2 separate regions of the Mus musculus genome follow, and region 1 is linked to region 2. The links are chromatin loops, found by intact Hi-C in ENCODE. Cell type or tissue: heart. All regions are shown on one strand. Each heading gives the region's core, and the rest is flanking DNA. Links, peaks and the distances in the headings are about the cores only.

What was found. Peaks named below come from ENCODE experiments on the same cell type or tissue, not always from the same donor. Only the 100,000 strongest peaks of a DNase experiment are listed, where the experiment ranks them.
Region 1: it touches region 2 in a loop (2.7-fold over the local background); 2 of 42 quality-filtered maps call a loop at or near these places.

The regions. Positions count from the first base shown.
Region 1 is chr19:47,641,970-47,650,585 of GRCm38, reverse strand. It overlaps Slk (STE20-like kinase), which reads right to left. Exons shown (of 18, transcript NM_001164639.1): 18 at 5,340-8,616. The coding sequence ends at 8,493. It overlaps Col17a1 (collagen, type XVII, alpha 1), which reads left to right. Exons shown (of 54, transcript NM_001290825.1): 47 at 240-329; 48 at 428-538; 49 at 1,114-1,260; 50 at 1,496-1,855; 51 at 2,359-2,487; 52 at 2,730-2,792; 53 at 2,906-2,986; 54 at 3,308-4,245. The coding sequence ends at 3,360. Among named protein-coding and RNA genes, the nearest start is that of Gm16068, 39 kb to the right of the region's middle. In heart, for the core only: no CTCF peak of the experiment used is centred there; a DNase peak (open chromatin) is centred at 4,855; H3K27ac peaks cover 1,009 bases.
Region 2 is chr19:47,507,250-47,515,249 of GRCm38, reverse strand. It overlaps Stn1 (STN1, CST complex subunit), which reads left to right. Exons shown (of 10, transcript NM_175360.3): 7 at 1,268-1,439; 8 at 4,793-4,915; 9 at 7,372-7,444. Gm19557 (predicted gene, 19557) reads right to left here and starts at 2,268. Exons shown (of 3, transcript NR_045322.1): 1 at 2,243-2,268; 2 at 1,695-1,987; 3 at 1-1,117. In heart, for the core only: no CTCF peak of the experiment used is centred there; DNase peaks (open chromatin) are centred at 1,559, 3,059, 4,339, 6,329 and 4 weaker places; H3K27ac peaks cover 5,522 bases.

The DNA.
Region 1 (8,616 bases), core at 344-8,343, 130 kb before region 2:
GGGAGCACATGGGTGTACGCATGAACGGGCACTCTGCACCCAGCAGCTGGCTGTGGACCTGTGCTCTGCTCAGTGCCCTCCTCTGGGCGCCACTGCCCACACTGTGTCTGCACCACGCTCCTTTCTATCTTCCTCCCTACCACCGTTCTTTCCCTTCCTCAGACCCCACTTTTTTCCATTTGTATCCGTCCTCCCCAATCCCACTTGAGTCTCCAACTACTTGGGACCTTGTTCCCCAGGTTCTGGGATCAGCTTTGGGCATCCTGGCCCACCGGGACCCCCTGGCCTGCCAGGAACATCCTACGAGGAGCTACTGACCATGCTCCGAGGTAAGGCCAAGCAGGAACATCCATCAAATGGTTTGGGATGGAAACTGAAACCTTGGCTCAGGCTGTGACTGACAACTTACTGCCCACTGATGTCCCAGGGTCTGACTACAGAAACATCATTGGACCTCCAGGGCCCCCAGGGCCACCCGGGATGCCAGGCAATGCATGGTCCAGCATCAGTGTGGAGGACCTCTCATCATACTTGCACAGTAGGACACTAGAGAGCATAAGAGACAGGCTGAGGACTGCAGCCTGACTTTGAGGGCATCCCCAGCCCTCTCTAGGGCTGCCATGGAGAACTGATTCAATGTGCTGTTCCCCAGTGGAGCATGCACCAGGAGGGCCCTGGGGCCCTGGACAGGGTCACACGGCTGTGAGGAGCCATGAGCCTTGGTAGGGGAAGAAATGGGAAGAAACTAAGCTCCAAACTGTAGCCTTTGCAGAGCTCATGAGCCATGTGATCAGTCACTTAACAAGGACATAATGTAATACCTTGTATTACATTCTAATGCCTGGTGATGAAGGTCTAGAAGGACATAGGATATGTATGGGGTGAAGGGGAGAAGGGTCCCTTGAAAGCGGCCATTCCTAGATATCGCCTGAAAGGGACAACCTAGGCCTTGCCCACTCTCCTCTACTCCACACACACACACACACACATACCCATCTCTTGCACCCAATCCATGGGGGGTGAGGGGGCCCGCAGTAGGTCAAGGCCAGGCTGAGAATCTAGCCTTTTCTGTCCAGGATCCTGACCTTCCTCTTTCCCTCCCCTCTCACACAGCCGCTGGTTTGTCCTCCATCCCAGGCCCTCCAGGCCCACCAGGGCCCCCAGGTCCTCGAGGGCCCCCAGGTGTCTCAGCAGCTCTGTCCACCTATGCAGCTGAGAACAGCGACAACTTCCGCAGCGAGCTGATTAGCTACCTCACAAGTAGGTACCTTGATGTTGGTCTCCTGTGCCCTCCCCCTAGACCTTCACAACTCTTCTGCAGGAGCCACAGGATGGTCAGCAGTCTAGATAAACCACTCTCTGCTCACCAGCATCCTGTACATGTACAAGGGCCTCAAAGGTCACTCTAAGGGGTGTTAAAACTCCAGAGACCCCCCTAGCTCCCAACTCTTTTGTCCACCACAGTCTGCCGGTAATGCATCTTCCTCCCCTACAGGTCCTGATGTTCGCAGCTTCATCGTTGGCCCTCCAGGCCCTCCGGGGCCACAGGGACCACCTGGAGATGGTCACTTAAGGGAGAACTACAACTGGAGCAGCAACTCCTCAGCCAGAAGGGGCACTTCCTACAGCTCTTCCACGGGCACAGGGGGAACCAACGGAGGCTCCCTGGGTGAAGGTGGAGCCTATGGTGCAGGAGATGGGGGCCCCTATGGTACCGACATCGGCCCAGGCGGAGGCTATGGGGCAGCTGCAGGTGGTGGTATATATGGCACCAATGGTGACTCGTTCCGGGATGGCTTCACTGGAGACCTAGATTACAACAAGCTGGCAGTGCGGGTGTCGGAGAGCATGCAGCGTAAGTTGGAACCTGTGGCCCTCAGAGGGGGAAGGAGCATGTGTGGACCTCAGCATTTAGGCTTTGCAGGCCTAAAACTGGCCCTCGTTTTTTTATGTACTTGGACTGTGTAGATAGCAGCTCTGGAATCAGATGGGTGGGGATTGAAAAAGAGAAGACCCCACTCTCTCAGTGCAAGGGACCCCAGTGCTGACACTGAGCAGTGCAGAGCAGGGCACACAGCAAAGGGCTTGGTACTTTGCTCGGAACAAGTCTGACGGGAGCGGCTTTCTGACAGGGCTTCGTGGCAGTTGTTAGCCAGGAGGCCCTTTCTCACTTTAGCTACCCGAGGACTGTCACAACAGGTCAGCCCAGTCTGCTGGACAGCAAAGGAAGCTGCAGGGCTTTTCCCTCAGGCTGGTTTCATCTAGTTTAGCTGCTCTGAGTGAGGCAGTCCGAGGACACTGCCCTTCAGCAGCGAAGTGGTATGCTGCTTCCTACACCAGCACCCTGGTATTCTGCAGGTCAGGGTCTGCTACAAGGGATGGCCTACACTGTCCAGGGCCCACCTGGGCCCCAAGGCCCTCCTGGCATCAGCAGGGTCTTCTCAGCCTACAGCAACGTGACACAAGACCTCATGGACTTCTTCCAAAGTAAGCACAGCTCCATGGCTTGCCCAGCACTGGCCTGCTGCTTAGTCTTTCGTGGGGCCTGGCATACAAACACCAACGTAATGATCTTCTCCCCGTAGCTGAGATGCCAAAACTCAAGCCTACTTCTGGTTCCTTGTATAAGTCCTGATGCCACCACTCTCTGTGTTGCTTTGAGTAAATGCTTGACCTCCCAAGCCTCAGGCAAGCTCTGGTCTAAGGCTAGACTCTTTCCTTCCTTGCAGCCTACGGCACTATCCCGGGACCACCTGGGCAGAAGGGAGATGTGGGAACCCCAGGCCCCAAAGGTAAGTGACAGCAGGGACCCCAGGGTCAGCTGTTTATGCCTTAGTGCCATACTGTGCCACGCCTTCGGCTCTGTACTCATACTCTGGTGTCAATGCCCTCTCTGTCCTTCTAGGTGACAGGGGCCCTGCTGGACCACGAGGTCCTCCAGGGCCACCCGGCCCCAGAGGGAACAAAGGAGAGAAAGGAGACAAAGGTAAGCAGTGGTGTGTGACTGCTGGGGTTCTGGGATCCAGCAGAGAAGAGGGCATTTGGTTCTGGGCTAGCCTGAGAAAAATCAAGCAAAAACCAATGCAGAAAATGGTGTCGCACAGCTGGGGAAAGGGAAGACCAGAGCTGCCGCAGAGTGAGGAAGAACCTGGTAACAAAGTAGGGAGATGACTTGGAAGGGAAAAAATAGCTTTACAAAGGATTAATCTTCCAGGCTACCTTATAGCAATCACTGTTGGTATCGCTGGTCCTCCCTAAGGTCATAGGCCACAAGGCATTTAACCCCTGCTCATCTTTGGACTTTCAGGTGACCAAGTCTATACTGGGAGAAGGAAGAGAAGTATTGCCATCAAGCCGTAAGCTGCACTTGGCAGAGCCACCAAGTATCTGGGACCGGTTCTTGGGCGCCTATGTCCAAGGGTCCCCGTCCTCCTGAGACCAAATCACCCAGCGACACTTGTTTTAGTCTGAACCAAATATATACATACAGAAAATTCAAAGACACACAATCTGAAACAGCTCCATTGGTTGGGTGGGCCTTTCGGAATAGCTGCAATGTTTAATATGAGACTTGACCTCTCTGCTACATAGATCTGAGCTCCCCGGCTTCTTTAGCATTTAGCCCAGCCTCTGCCAGGCCTCGGAAGCCAGTTACATAACTGTTGGCTGGGGATCTTGGAGCTTTGCCTAAAAAGTGAGCCCAGAAAATGGAAAATGGGAATGGGGACCTTTGTAGATGACGTGTGATGGGTTATGTTACGAAGGCTGCTGTCAGCTCCTCCTCCTCTCTTCACTCTGCATTCTCCAGTCACAGAGGTGACTCTTGCAACTGAAAACACTCAAAGTTCACTTCCTCAGAGGAGGTGACATGGTTACCTTCAGTTACCATGGTGCAGATGCCAATCACCTTCCCACTGGCTTACAAAGCTTGACTGGTCGTAGCTATGGCCTGTGTCCACAGGTACAGGCCAGAAGTACAACTATGACACCACACTAGACCCAGACAGGACAAGAGGGGCAGTGGGCAAGGAAGGGAGAAAAGAGAGGACACAGAACTCCTGATGCTGAGGAAGCATGGCTTCCACACACCATCCTGCACTTAGGAAATGGCATAAAAGACTGGGCACAGTTGGTTTTTATTTAAGCACTTTCCACTGTCTAAAAACATTTGTATGTAACCTGTAAGATGAAAAATCATTTCAACTGTAAAATTTTCAATTAAAGTTTTTTTTTCTTTTTTAATGTATGTTTAATCATGTGAGAAAGTTAGTTTAAAAAAAGGATCCGGGTTACATAGGTCTGATTGCAACACTGTTTGTCACAAATGGAAGAGGTGATTGGTGGTAGTTTAGACCTGGCTTCCAGCAATGGATCACTGAGATCTCTAAAGGCAGAGTTTTAAAAGCTACCACTTCAATCTGGACACACCAGACAAAGCACTTTTGTTTTCTCTAAGTTCCTTGAAAGCTAAACACATAGACAACAAATTAGAAGCTTCTTTGCAATTAATGTATGACTGGAAGCCAAGTATAGAGATGAAGATGTCTTGATTATCATTAATGATTAATCAGGCCTAGGAAATGTTCCCTCGTTACTAGACTTTACAAAGTCATCATCTAAAAATCTTCATAGAATCGTACACCCAGAAGAAATGGGAGGAAAGTCTAAGTGTGCTACCTCCTCCAGAAAACACACACACACACACACACACACACACACACACACACACAAAAGATACCAGCCATGAGCCATGTCTTCAGCTGGAGAGCAGTGGATGTGAGCTTCTTTGTTTCACTCGAGAGCGAAAAGGGATCAGGATGAGCTCAACAGCACACAATGCTCTGAGATTAGAAAATGACATCAGTAGCTCCCTTCGACCAAGCTGCACCCAGGCCAAGCAAGGCAGCCGCCAGCGTCTACTGAGTGGAGGGGGTTTTATCATATGATTTTTCATCAATTTGAAACAAATAATCTATCCCAGGGAGAAAAGAAGGAAATAAAAGCACACACACACACATGGCCACATAGACACTTTAAACATCTCCCAAAGGAGGAAGGTACATATTGGAAGGTACTTACCTGCAAGGTAAAAGTTACATTTGTCAGTAATGAGAGGGAGGGGGGAGGGGGAAGGGGAGGGAGAGGGAGAGACAGAGACAGACAGACAAACAGACAGACAGACAGACACGTAGATAGCTAGGATCAATGATAAACATAGAAGGTCAGAAGACTGGGAAGGTGAAAAGTTTAAAATATAACTAGAACCAAAAGCTGCAAAGTGTCTCAGGCAGGACAACCTCATTTTTAAGATTTTAAATTAAAAAGAAAATTCCCCAAAATAGATTAAGAAATAGCTTTATTGTTTGACAATCCCATGATTGAAAAGGCATATTTCTGATCCCAAATAGACAAGAAGCATAATGTGAAGCAAAATTCTCTTTGAAAACTTAGCTTGTGAACTTATTACACTGAAAAGAATCACATTTTTAAGCTGCAGCCAACATTTGAAACTGGTAAGACTCTACTCCAAGCTCTGTAGCAGAAATTTTAAAGCGTTATTAAAACCATGTCAGCCGAAGAACAGTTCGGCAGAGACATCAACTGTTGCCTCTGACTGAAGAGAAACATGAAAATCACCACCCCGCATCCTACACAATCACCACGCAGAGAGGACCAGAAGGCTCTCGGAGAGCTGATGCTCTCGTCTTCCACTGCAGTTCTAGATGTTTCATTCTGCAATGTTTCTAGCTATTAATATGGCCGAATTTGGCTTCTTAGAAGAGTCTTTGTCATTTAATAAGCACAGTGTAGAATGGGGGAAAGTATGAGGGTAGGAGGGACCTGGAAGAGTACAAAAGACAATCACTTCTGAGACTTGCTGATGCTCGAGAGATCAGAGAGCCCCCATGGGCCTCACGTGCCTGAGAAAACACTGGAGAGGTAGCTCTGGTTCTGCCCCCTGCTTAGGTACAACTTGCCATGTCCTGTCAGGTGAGATGCTTCCAAGATTCTCAGCATCCTAAAAACACTCCAAATGTCCTCCTCACACACAGGAAAGGTAAGAAAGAGCTTACTATGACTCCACCTAAAACAGCTAATTCAGCGACCCACAGCCTGAGCCTCAACAGGGTTAGGGGGGAAGCCCTGTTACTAGGGCTCTAGGAGCTGGACCTGCAGAGGCGAGGAGGAGGTGTGGCGCATCCACAGCATGCAGGGAATGGGGAGGTGACTGCTGACAAACTCCTTTATGCGCTGCATGGCACATTCTGCCACAGCAACTGAGTGACCTAATCAGGAATGGACTGACTGTATGAATGGATGCCTTTGCCCCTCAGCCCCTCCCCACCTATACTTCATGCAGGAAAGAACAGTCACTATTATCTACTTGGTTTAAGGCCTGAGGAGTAGGCAGGTTTGTTTAGAAACAGCACGTTCTGTTACAAAACACTTCCTATCATAACCTGAAGTGCTGAGATGGGTGTGCTCCAGTAACAGTCCCTGCACACACAGGAAGGCAGCCATGCTCGGAAGAAAACTCCAAGCAGGAGCAGGAAATCTAGAGGGCAGGCTTCAGGGAGACACCCTTTTCCTCCCTCCCAGACACAATGCTCTAAATGTCAAGGAACTGGAAGGGCAGATCATGTCTAAATTACCTGAATGAAACTGAAAAGAAAATCCACTGACTGAAGAATTAATTTGTAAAAACTCAAAGGAGAAAGTGGTATGAGAGCCTTCCTCCCCTCTCCCTCTTCAAATAAGTCATTAAATACACTAGGTAACATAATACCATCTTTTATCATAACAATATAAACAATTTCATCATCATCCTGAATATTACTTTATAAAGATATATATTTAAAGGCTTTCAAACAGTTTTCAACCCAGCATCTGAAAATAAAGCATTATGAATTCTGTATATAGTAACACATTCATGTGATAAGTGTATGAATTTACAACCATACATTATATATGTATATATTTATATATATTTATATAAAAAACAAAGTTGGCTAAAAGTTAAGGCTACCTACAAGGTTGTCCAGAAAAATTATGCTTGCCAAAATAATTATAAAATTAAAATTACACATGCATTTTTAAACCATCTAACCAGATAGAGCTCAGCATCCAAAGTTTCAAACAAACGGCCAGAAAGCTCTACAGACATCTACGGTTCTTACATGAACTCCTGCTCCCACATTACACTACTTTTCACCAACCTCAAAATATAACTAAATACTGGTAACAATTTGGTACCCAGCACTCTTAGAAGAGAACAGGTTGCCAATGGCAGGCAGTGAGCATCATTTACAAATGTGCTGTTTCTAACACTGTTGACCTGACATGTGGCTGAGATTCTGAACTTCAAAAGGAACTAAGAGTGAACATTTCATCAAAATCACATGTACCAGTAACCACATGATAGAGACTTCAGGCTTTTCCTACCCAAAGTAATTAATTTAAACATGGAATAAAATAAAACCAAAATGCACTTGAATAACCTCATTGGAAACAACCCAGTGTCACCTTGGGTGTGTGTCTGATATGAAAGAAAATCCATTGTGGACAAACACTGCTGAGACTAGCTTCAGAACTGTAGCCGTGACTGCAGCTCAGGGCTGAGCTCTCGGTGATGGCAGAACTCCCTGAGCTGTGGGCATCTCTCAGAGAGTAAAGGGGCTCACCAACTCACATGTTAAAGCCAGTTCTCCCATCTTCCCAGGCTTTGTACACCATCTGTTTTAGGATGTAATTTTCTACGGAATGGTAATATAAGCAAGTTTTTAAAACAGTGATGTCAGTGAGAAGGGGACTTTGTTCCTCATGACCAAAAGGAAAGCCCCATTTTACATATGTTTAAAATTTAGTGTTTTAGGCACTATCTTAATAAAATTAGCACCTTAATAATTAGCTCCTACCCACACAGGCTAATGTTTGCGACAAATTATTGAAATAACTTTTCTCTTTTAAAAGATTTTGATCCTGTTTAGTGATAAAAATATATCTATGTACTGAATCAATAACGTATTCTCTAACTCATGGCTTTTTAAAAGTAAGAGTTGGTTTACCAAAAGAAAATTATCCCAATTCTATAGCAGAGTCCTTTCTATAGAATTTAGCATCATTGAGAAATCAGGTAAAACAATATTTATTAATACTTAGTGATGTAACAGATATATTTTCCAAATAACTTTAAACATTATGTCTCTGGCAGTTTTCAATAACAGTGTCTAAAGAATACAATATTTAAGGTCAATATACAAAATCACCTTAGGGAATTACCACGAGATGCTACGTCACCAACATGGCCGAGCATCTGTCTTAGTTCGTCTGCCCTTCATCTTTGTTTAACAATAAAATTCAAGAAAGAAATTTTTAAAACCACCAAGAAGATGAAGCAGGTGATTGTCTTTGTAGTCATACATACTGTGGAAGATGAAGAGAATACAATGATGTACTTAGAAGCCAAATCCAGATGAGGACACTTGCTGTTGCTATGACCCAGTGGAATGTAAGGTGGGAATAGGGTAGAATTTAGAGATCCGGCTCTGTGCTGATGGATTAAGACATTCGGACTCCCCAGTCATTTTAAAGAACACTTCCTGTTCCTGCAGTTTC
Region 2 (8,000 bases), core at 1-8,000:
GAGAATGCAGGACTACCAGCCTGAGGGTGGCCCCACCCACAATAGGTTGGGCCCTCCCTCCCACATCAATCACTAAGCAAATCTCCTGCAGCTTGCCTGCTGCCCGGACTTCTGGAGGCATCTTCTCAATTGAGGTTCCCTTTCCTTAGATGACTATGTCAGTTGTGTCAAGTTGACATAAAACTAGCCAGCACAGGAGGGTACTTTTTATTCTGTCCTTATTATTGATTTTATTGAGTTGGTGGCAGAGGGGTTAGAGAGCTAGCTCAGTGGGTAAAAGTGCATGTCCCCCATGCGTGAGCACCTAAGCTCAGATCCCGGCTATAGGCAAGTCTGGGCCGGCTGGTGTGCACTAAGGGGATGGAAGCAGGGCGATCAGCGGGGCTTGCTGTCCACTTCCTTATCTCTAAAGTCAATGAGAGATCTGCTCTCAAGGGAATAGGTAGAGGGAAATGAAGCAGGGCACCAGTATCTTCAAGTTCTGGCATCTGCATGCATGCATGCATGCACACACACAGAGCACATACACTCACATGCACACACACAGAGCACATACACACATGCATGCACACACACATACACACTCTCACACACACACAACATTCATGCACATAGACAGCATACACAGACCACGTACTTAACACAGCACACATACACACAGCACATGTACAGCGTGTACACACACACACAGCCGTCACACACAGTTTTTCTTCCGGGGTAGAGAATGAACCAGGACCAAACTCACGCTAGGCCAGTGCTCTAGCACTGAGCTGTACCCCGGCCCTCTCTTTAACTTTTCAAACATGTAAATGTATCGCTTATCCAGTAAGTCAAACAGTGCAAACAGCAGGTATGCGTAACACAGAAAGTGGGAACCCTCTCCGCACTACTGCCCAGAGGTTGCCAGAGGGCTTGAGCTGGCTTGGTTCCCTTTAGATGCCTGTCTTCTGTGCACACAAGAGCATGAACGTCACCTAGATATTTGGTGGGATCTCCTCTCCCTCACAAACATGGCCCTCCTCCATGCTGTTCTCGACCCGCTTTATAATCCACCACGAGTGTCCAGCAAGTGACACGGTCCCACCAAAGCTACACAGCGGGCACCGTGTGGATTTCCCTGTTTGTAAAAACAAAACAACACAACAGCAAATCAAAACAAGCATGGTGCAGGATGGCTCTCCCAGATAGCTTTTGGTTTCGTGTACTCCAAAAGGAGCCGAGTAGTGGTTTCTTTCTGCAGGGTGTTTTAAAACTTTGCTCCCTGCAGCAATAAAGACAATTTGGATCTCGCTGGCCTCACGTCTTTGCTGAGTGAGAAAATTAAAGAATTCCTCCAGGAGAAGAAAATGCAAAGCTTCTACCAGCAGGAGTTAGAGACAGTGGAGTCTTTGCAGTCTCTGGCCAGTCGGCCTGTGACCCACAGCACGGGCTCGGACCAAGTAAGTGTGGCACATTGGGAGGTATGTGGGGGGTGGGGCTGGGGGTGGGGTGGAGGGAGATGCATAAGTGACTGGTGTCAGAGTCACACTGGATGGACTCCAAAAGCAGAGGTCACCGTTTTAGCATGTGCCATTTCTATTCTGGAAAGGTGACTGACCACTAAGAATCTGAAATGCACTGAACCTGCCCCTTACAAGGTCACACTGCACTTAGTGTTTAGGCTGAGGTCACAGCACGCAGTTGCCAGTACTCACCGAGATGGTGTCCCGTAGGTCAGGGAGATGAGAGGAGACAACTATCCTCTACCCAAGAGGATGTATCGATCAGCAAGATGATCCCTGAGCCAGGGCTTTTAATGACTTACTCCTTTTGCCTTGGGAAAGGTTCATCTGTCCTGTTGTAGGAATTCGAGTGAAGGCCAAGCTGCATCCAGTCATGTCTGTAGCTAGGAAAGTGCAGAGGACCAAGCAGTGTTCCCGTTCCTCTCGGTACAGCCCCGCCTTGCACTCCGAGGGCTCCTGGCACACTGCTTTGGTGTTTGCTGTTTCTATGTTAGTACAAAGTTAAGATTTACTAAGACATTTCCGGTTTAGCCTGTCGCTTGTATTACTGCTCTTGGGTCCGCTGCTGTCGCGTGTGACTGTGTATTTACTTTTAAGTGAACAGTCTCGGCTTACCGTCATCTTCTGATGCCTCATCCCCTCTGACTGCTACTTGCCCTCAGTATCTCTCCACAGATCTGTATCTCACCCCTCACTGTTGTGACCCCCGGGGCATCCCTGTCTGTGTCACTAGTACTTACCTTCCCGGCCTGAGTTCCATCTGTATCTGTGATGTCACTGCCACTTGTCCCTTGCAGTCCTCACCCCGCCCATTACGTCCCAGCCTGCTGACGTCACTGGCACATAGTGGTTTTTTGGTTTTTGGGTTTTTTTTCCCACCTCTTGTAGCAGAATTGAAGGGCTGTCCTAGCAGAGGCCCTGTCTGCATGTTCTGTGCTCTCTACACAGGACCTCAGGACTGGGTACTGCAGGAATGAAGATTGATTTTGGGGTTTTGGGTTTTTTTTTTTTTTTTTTTTTTTTTAATTCAGATGGTCCTGAGAATGGCAGGCGTGTTTCCCTCCCATCCTCTCCCACCCTGCTCCTGATCCCACCGCCGGTCCGGAGCATGACCTTGGCCAAATGCTGTGCTTATGTTGACAGCGGTGGGCGCCTCCCTTCTTGTTCCCCACATGGGAGTGCACTGCCGGCTTTAGGAGACCTCGGTTTTCAGTGAGCAGTGCATCTTTCTGTTCTTTGTGTACGTAGAGATTTGCCACCATCTAAGAGCTTTCCTTCCCCGTACCAAGGATGAGTTCACACCCATAACCAGGCTCCATTCTGCAACTGTCCTGACGCCTCTCCAGTCTTCTCCCGTCAGCAGCCAGGCTGCTCTGAGTGTCCTAACTTATTCCGGATGCTGCTGGTGGGACAGGCACCTTCTCACCATCCCAGCCCCTCATGACCTTGCTTCCTAGATTTGTTCACACACCTAATTACCTCTTCCTGGCAACAGGCTCTGTGCGCAGTGACCCAGGATTTCATAAAGGGAGATGAGGGATAGAGTTTCAGAAAAACACTCGGGTGGAGAAGGTCGTGGCTGGGAACTTTGTTCTTTGCCAAGGTTGCTTCTAAACAGCCTTGGTCTCCGGCTGCCCACTTCCCAGTGGCCTGTAGACAGCCTCAGCCTCCAGCTGCTCACTTCCCGTTGGCCTGTAGACAGCCTCCCATCTGACTGCCCACTTCCCATTGGCCTCCTTTCCATTTCATCATTTAGAATAAGCTCAGAGTTAAACTGACCTTCCTAGGGCTTCTGATGCCTCTCAGTTTATTTTCAGTAAAATCTTTCCTAGTCTTCTCTCCCCTTTTTCTTTTCCTTTTAAAACATTTTAGATCAGGGTTTGTGTGCGCGCGCGTGCGTGCACGCGCATGCGTGTGTTTGGGGCCCAAGGATCAAACTCAGATCCTTAAGAGTTGGCAGCAGGTGCCTTGACGTGGGGGCAAGCACCTTTCCAGCCATGCATCTCCTCTTTCTATTGAGGCATGGTCTCACTCTGTAGTCCAGGCTGACCTGGAACTTGCTACATAACCCAGGCTAGCCTCAAATTCACAGTCCTTCTGCTTGAGCCTCTTATGTGCAGAACTTTATGTGTCTGCTACCATGCCCAGTTCTAAAGAAGCATTAGTAAGTAGCGAGGCCCACCTTCATGTGAAGCCATGATGGCTACAATTGACTGGAAAGACGTCAGGACTCCCCCAGGCAGGATGTTCTGTGGCGGAGTTTTGACGTGGTATCCTTTTGAAGAAGCTTAGAGCAGAAGACTGTTTCTGTGTAGTGCTGTATATTTAAAAAGAAACTGATCTGTCGCTGTATTTGTTTCTCTTTGAAAACGATTTCTTCCATCAATTATGAATCAGTTGGTCAAATTGCCCTGCTTGGGATGTCAGTGTCCCTCAATTAATAGCGCCCTGGGAGACTGCAGATGCTCGGGCGATGCAGAAACCCGAGAGCCCTGGGCGCCCTGTTGTCACTCATGGCTGCTCACTTCCCCGTCTCTCCCTTCTGATTTTTTTTCTAACCGTCGCCTTTCTTAGCAAATCCAGAAACATGATAAGCAGATCTTACAGGACCATTGTTTCTCTGACAGCTAGATGAATGCTGACTATGTTTGGGCGGGCAGATTATATATATTTCAGGAAGCCACCCAGTTCCTGGCCTGAGCACCAAGTCGCTGCTTCAGTCTGTGAGCAATTTTGGTTTCCTGAACCGTGCGTGTCTGTCATTGTTCTTTTGAAAGTGACGAGCAAAACACAGATCTCAGTCCCGGAAGCGGCTGGCTTGTCAGAAGGGACCCCTGGTGTCCTTGCTCTCAGGACTGTGGCCTTTGAAACAGGCTAGGCAGCACATCCTGAGGCCGCGAGGCAGTCTCTGGAGAGGATGCGTCCTGTATTGTTTGCAGTTCCTGGGAGCTGAGCTGCAGTTGGCTCCCTATGGCTGCGAGTGCTTTCCCTGCTGACCCGGCCTCTCAGAGGAGGGAGCTGATGCTCATGGGAAAGATCGCCCAGCAGCCTGGGGGCAAAGCCGTGATCAGTCAGAGCAGAACCCAAGTTCAGCACAGTTACCAAGTGTGACCCTCCAGAGCAGACTTCTGACCCTGCCTAAATGCCGGCCTGCTCAGCTGACGCATGCCTAGAGCACGCTGACTCAGCACAGGAAAAGCCTGTTGGGTGAATTCATAATAAACCAGTTGGGCTTGGGAGTTAGTCGCAGGTAATGGAAGATGAGACATTTCTTTTTCTTCCCTGTGCAGGTGGAGTTAAAGGACAGTGGCACTTCTGGCGTAGCGCAGAGAGTGTTTAAGAATGCTCTCCAGCTGCTTCAGGAAAAAGGACTCGTGTTCCAGAGAGACAGTGGCTCTGATAAGCTGTACTACGTAAGAGACCTGCAGCCTAGTTTCCCCTCATGGCTTCCGTTACAAGTACAGTTAGGCTTAGGAATAGTACCAGTTTCTAAGACAGTGAGTCGGGGTGAAAGCGACCTCTTACCCTTTCACAATGTAACTGTTTCCTCCAGTGAAACAGTCTGACTCTGTAAACCCAGGCTGACCTTGAACTCCTAATCTCCTGGCTCCACCTCTCCACGGCTGGGATTGTAGGTGTGTGCCACTACTCCGGATCCATGCTGCCACTTGAAGCCCAATGGCCGTCTAAATATTTATCTGTACATTGACAGATATACAAGCACGTCCCTATGGCTTTTTTAAGAAAGGAAGGAAGGGTAGGGGAAGGGGGAACGGAAGGGAAGGGAGTAAGAGTGAGTGAGCTATCTTCTAATTGAGAAGGCCTCATCCTCAGAGCTCCTGGTGCAGATGCTGATGCACTGGAGACTGTCCTGTGTCTTCCACCAGCATCCCTGGCCTCTCACACTAAATGCCACTAGCACCTAGTATGTTGTGACAATCAGAAATGCCTTCGGGCATCACCAGATGTCCCACTGCTGTGAAGAGTGCTCCGCACAGCCTGCAGTGCCACCGTCTGTCCCTGTGCCCGTGTGTCCCGGCACCTGCGAGTCTGCCTCACTCTTTCTGACCAGGAGTATTTACCAGAACTTTCTAGCCATTCCTTTGTGACGGACGGACGGACACTACGGTTGTACGACTTTTGCTGTCACAAATAGTGTTTCCTGACTCGATCTGTGTGGCTCTCTGTGTGAATCTGTGTTGGTATTTCCAAGGACGGCTCACGCAGGAGAGCGCCCGGAGCAAAGGACACTTTAGTTAAAGCTTTCAGGTAACTCCAGTCTGCCTCCCTGAAGGCCTTGCTTGCCAGCCTCCCTTCTGAGGAACGGGACGGCTGCTTGCTTGCCTCCATCTTTTCAAGGTAGAAGTCTGCCTCTTGCTGCATGCCTTTGATGTTGGAGGCAGTAAGCTGAGAGAGGACCACTCGTGTCCAGAGCGGAGAAGTGGCTTCAGAATAAGATGAGAGCTCTGGAGACAGGCTGCTGGGCCTGCCTGCTTGCAGACTCGCTAGAGGTCTACTTAGCAGGTCATTTCCTCTGTGGAGAGGCCCAGGTTTTATTTATTTAAGTAGGAGGGGTTTTCCACAGTGTTGAGAGGTAAGCCAGTATAACACAGTGCTGTCCACTCATCCCGGGATGGGAGGGGCCAAGCAGGACATGGCGGCCATTGTCACACTAAGTTCAGCTGGAGCCCTCTTAGAGATTTGTGCCTCCTTCTGTTCTGGGTTGGCTTCTGTGAGGGTCTGTCTGTAGAGAGCAACCCTCCCTGGGAAGCAGCCAGGGCAACTGCAGCTGCCCAGGGCGAGGTGTGGCAGGGTTGGGCACTTCCTCTTGTGAATGAATCACCCTGAGCTGGAAGGGGTAGTCAAACAGGAATAGATCCCACGGCCCCTTCTGTGGCTGACCCCTCCCTTCCACTCATCCCTGATTTGTGGCTTTCCTTTCTCCTGAAGCCCTGCTGGGGACATAGTTACAGCAGAGCCCAGAGCTCTGTTTGCACCCATGGTTGACCTTCACACTAATCTTGTGAGTCCGAAGTCATCAGGTCTCACGGGCGGCCATGGCTGTTTCCTGTACCCAGTTCTTCAGCTGTGTTCCCATGCTTAGACTTGGCTCTTCCTCCTTCCTCTTTCTTCTCTCCTTTTACACACTCCTTCCTTCCTTCCCTCTTCCCCTTTCTTCTCTTCCTCCCTCCCTCCCTCACCTTCTTTTTCTTTTGCTTCCTCTCCCTCCCCCCCTCTCTGCCTCTCTTCCCTCTTCCCTTCCCTCTTCTCCCCTCTCTCTTCTCTAGTGTTATTAAATTTACTGCCTGTAGCTGAGGGTGAAGCCTGCTGCTAGTTGAGAAACATGGTTGTGGGTGTGCCTACAAGAGCAGAGAGCGTTTCTGTAGATAAGCTGGATTCTCTAGCTTGCTGGCTTCCCCATGCCCATTTCTTCTTTAATTCTTCCTTGTGCTTAGAAGAAGAGGAACTAAAGAAATATAAGACAAGAAGGGGACCGAGAGGAAGAAGGCTGGGACAGGGAGGAAACTTTGAACCTGCGGGAGCTCCTTCAAAAACACTGGGCAAGGAAGAGGAGTGTCTGTCTGAGTGGCCACAGTGTAGAAAAGGGCAGTTGCCCCTTCAAGGCACAGGGTTCCAGTTATGCTTTCCCTTCTGGCCCCAACAAACCAGCTCCTGAGAGAGCTGTGTCCTTAGGGGCAGAGCGGAGCTGCAGCGGCCACCACGCATCAGAATCACTGAGGGAGGGCGTATGGGGGAGGCTTGTCGTTGCTATGGGATTTGTAGAACCGCCTCGAAGGCTGGTCTTGAGTTCTGAGTGACACACTGCTGTGTTCTCAAACCACGTTTCCTCTCTGGATTCTCCTTTTAGGTAACCACCAAAGACAAAGACCTGCAGCAGAAGATCTACCACATCATTAAGGAAGACTGTCAGAAACCAAACCGTAAGTGTTTTGTGATGGTGAGCCGGTGCGCCCAGGGTTCCTTCCCTCCTAGACAGAATCAGGATGCTCTGTCCTGACTCAGGAGGGAGACAGCCAGGGCTTCTGTCCTCCGAGACTCATTGTCCTCTCCTCTATGTCGTGTTGCCTGGGCAGAGGAGTCAGCATGTGGGGCTCCTTTAAACAGCCCTGGGGTGTCCGGTCCTGTAGGGATAAGCTGGAGGCCAACCACCAAGCTCTCCCTGAGATTCGGGCACACTGAAGTGAACCACCACGCTCGGCTCTGAGATGCGCTCGCTGCTTCTGGTCCCTGGTTTGTCGCCCATGTTTACCACTGCCTCTGAATGTAATGTCAACATTCACTCTCTTCTCAAACATCAAGGCTTTTCAGTTTCAGGCAGGACGGCTCTTAGACATTACAGTTCATGAATAACGAAATCCAGTCATCTCAAGAAACCCTTGAGTTATAAATGAAATGGCTTAGAAAAATAGTGCCGGTTTGTGGAGTTAGGTCGGCCCCTAGTGGCTGGACACTCAAACTACATCTAGTCTGATAACT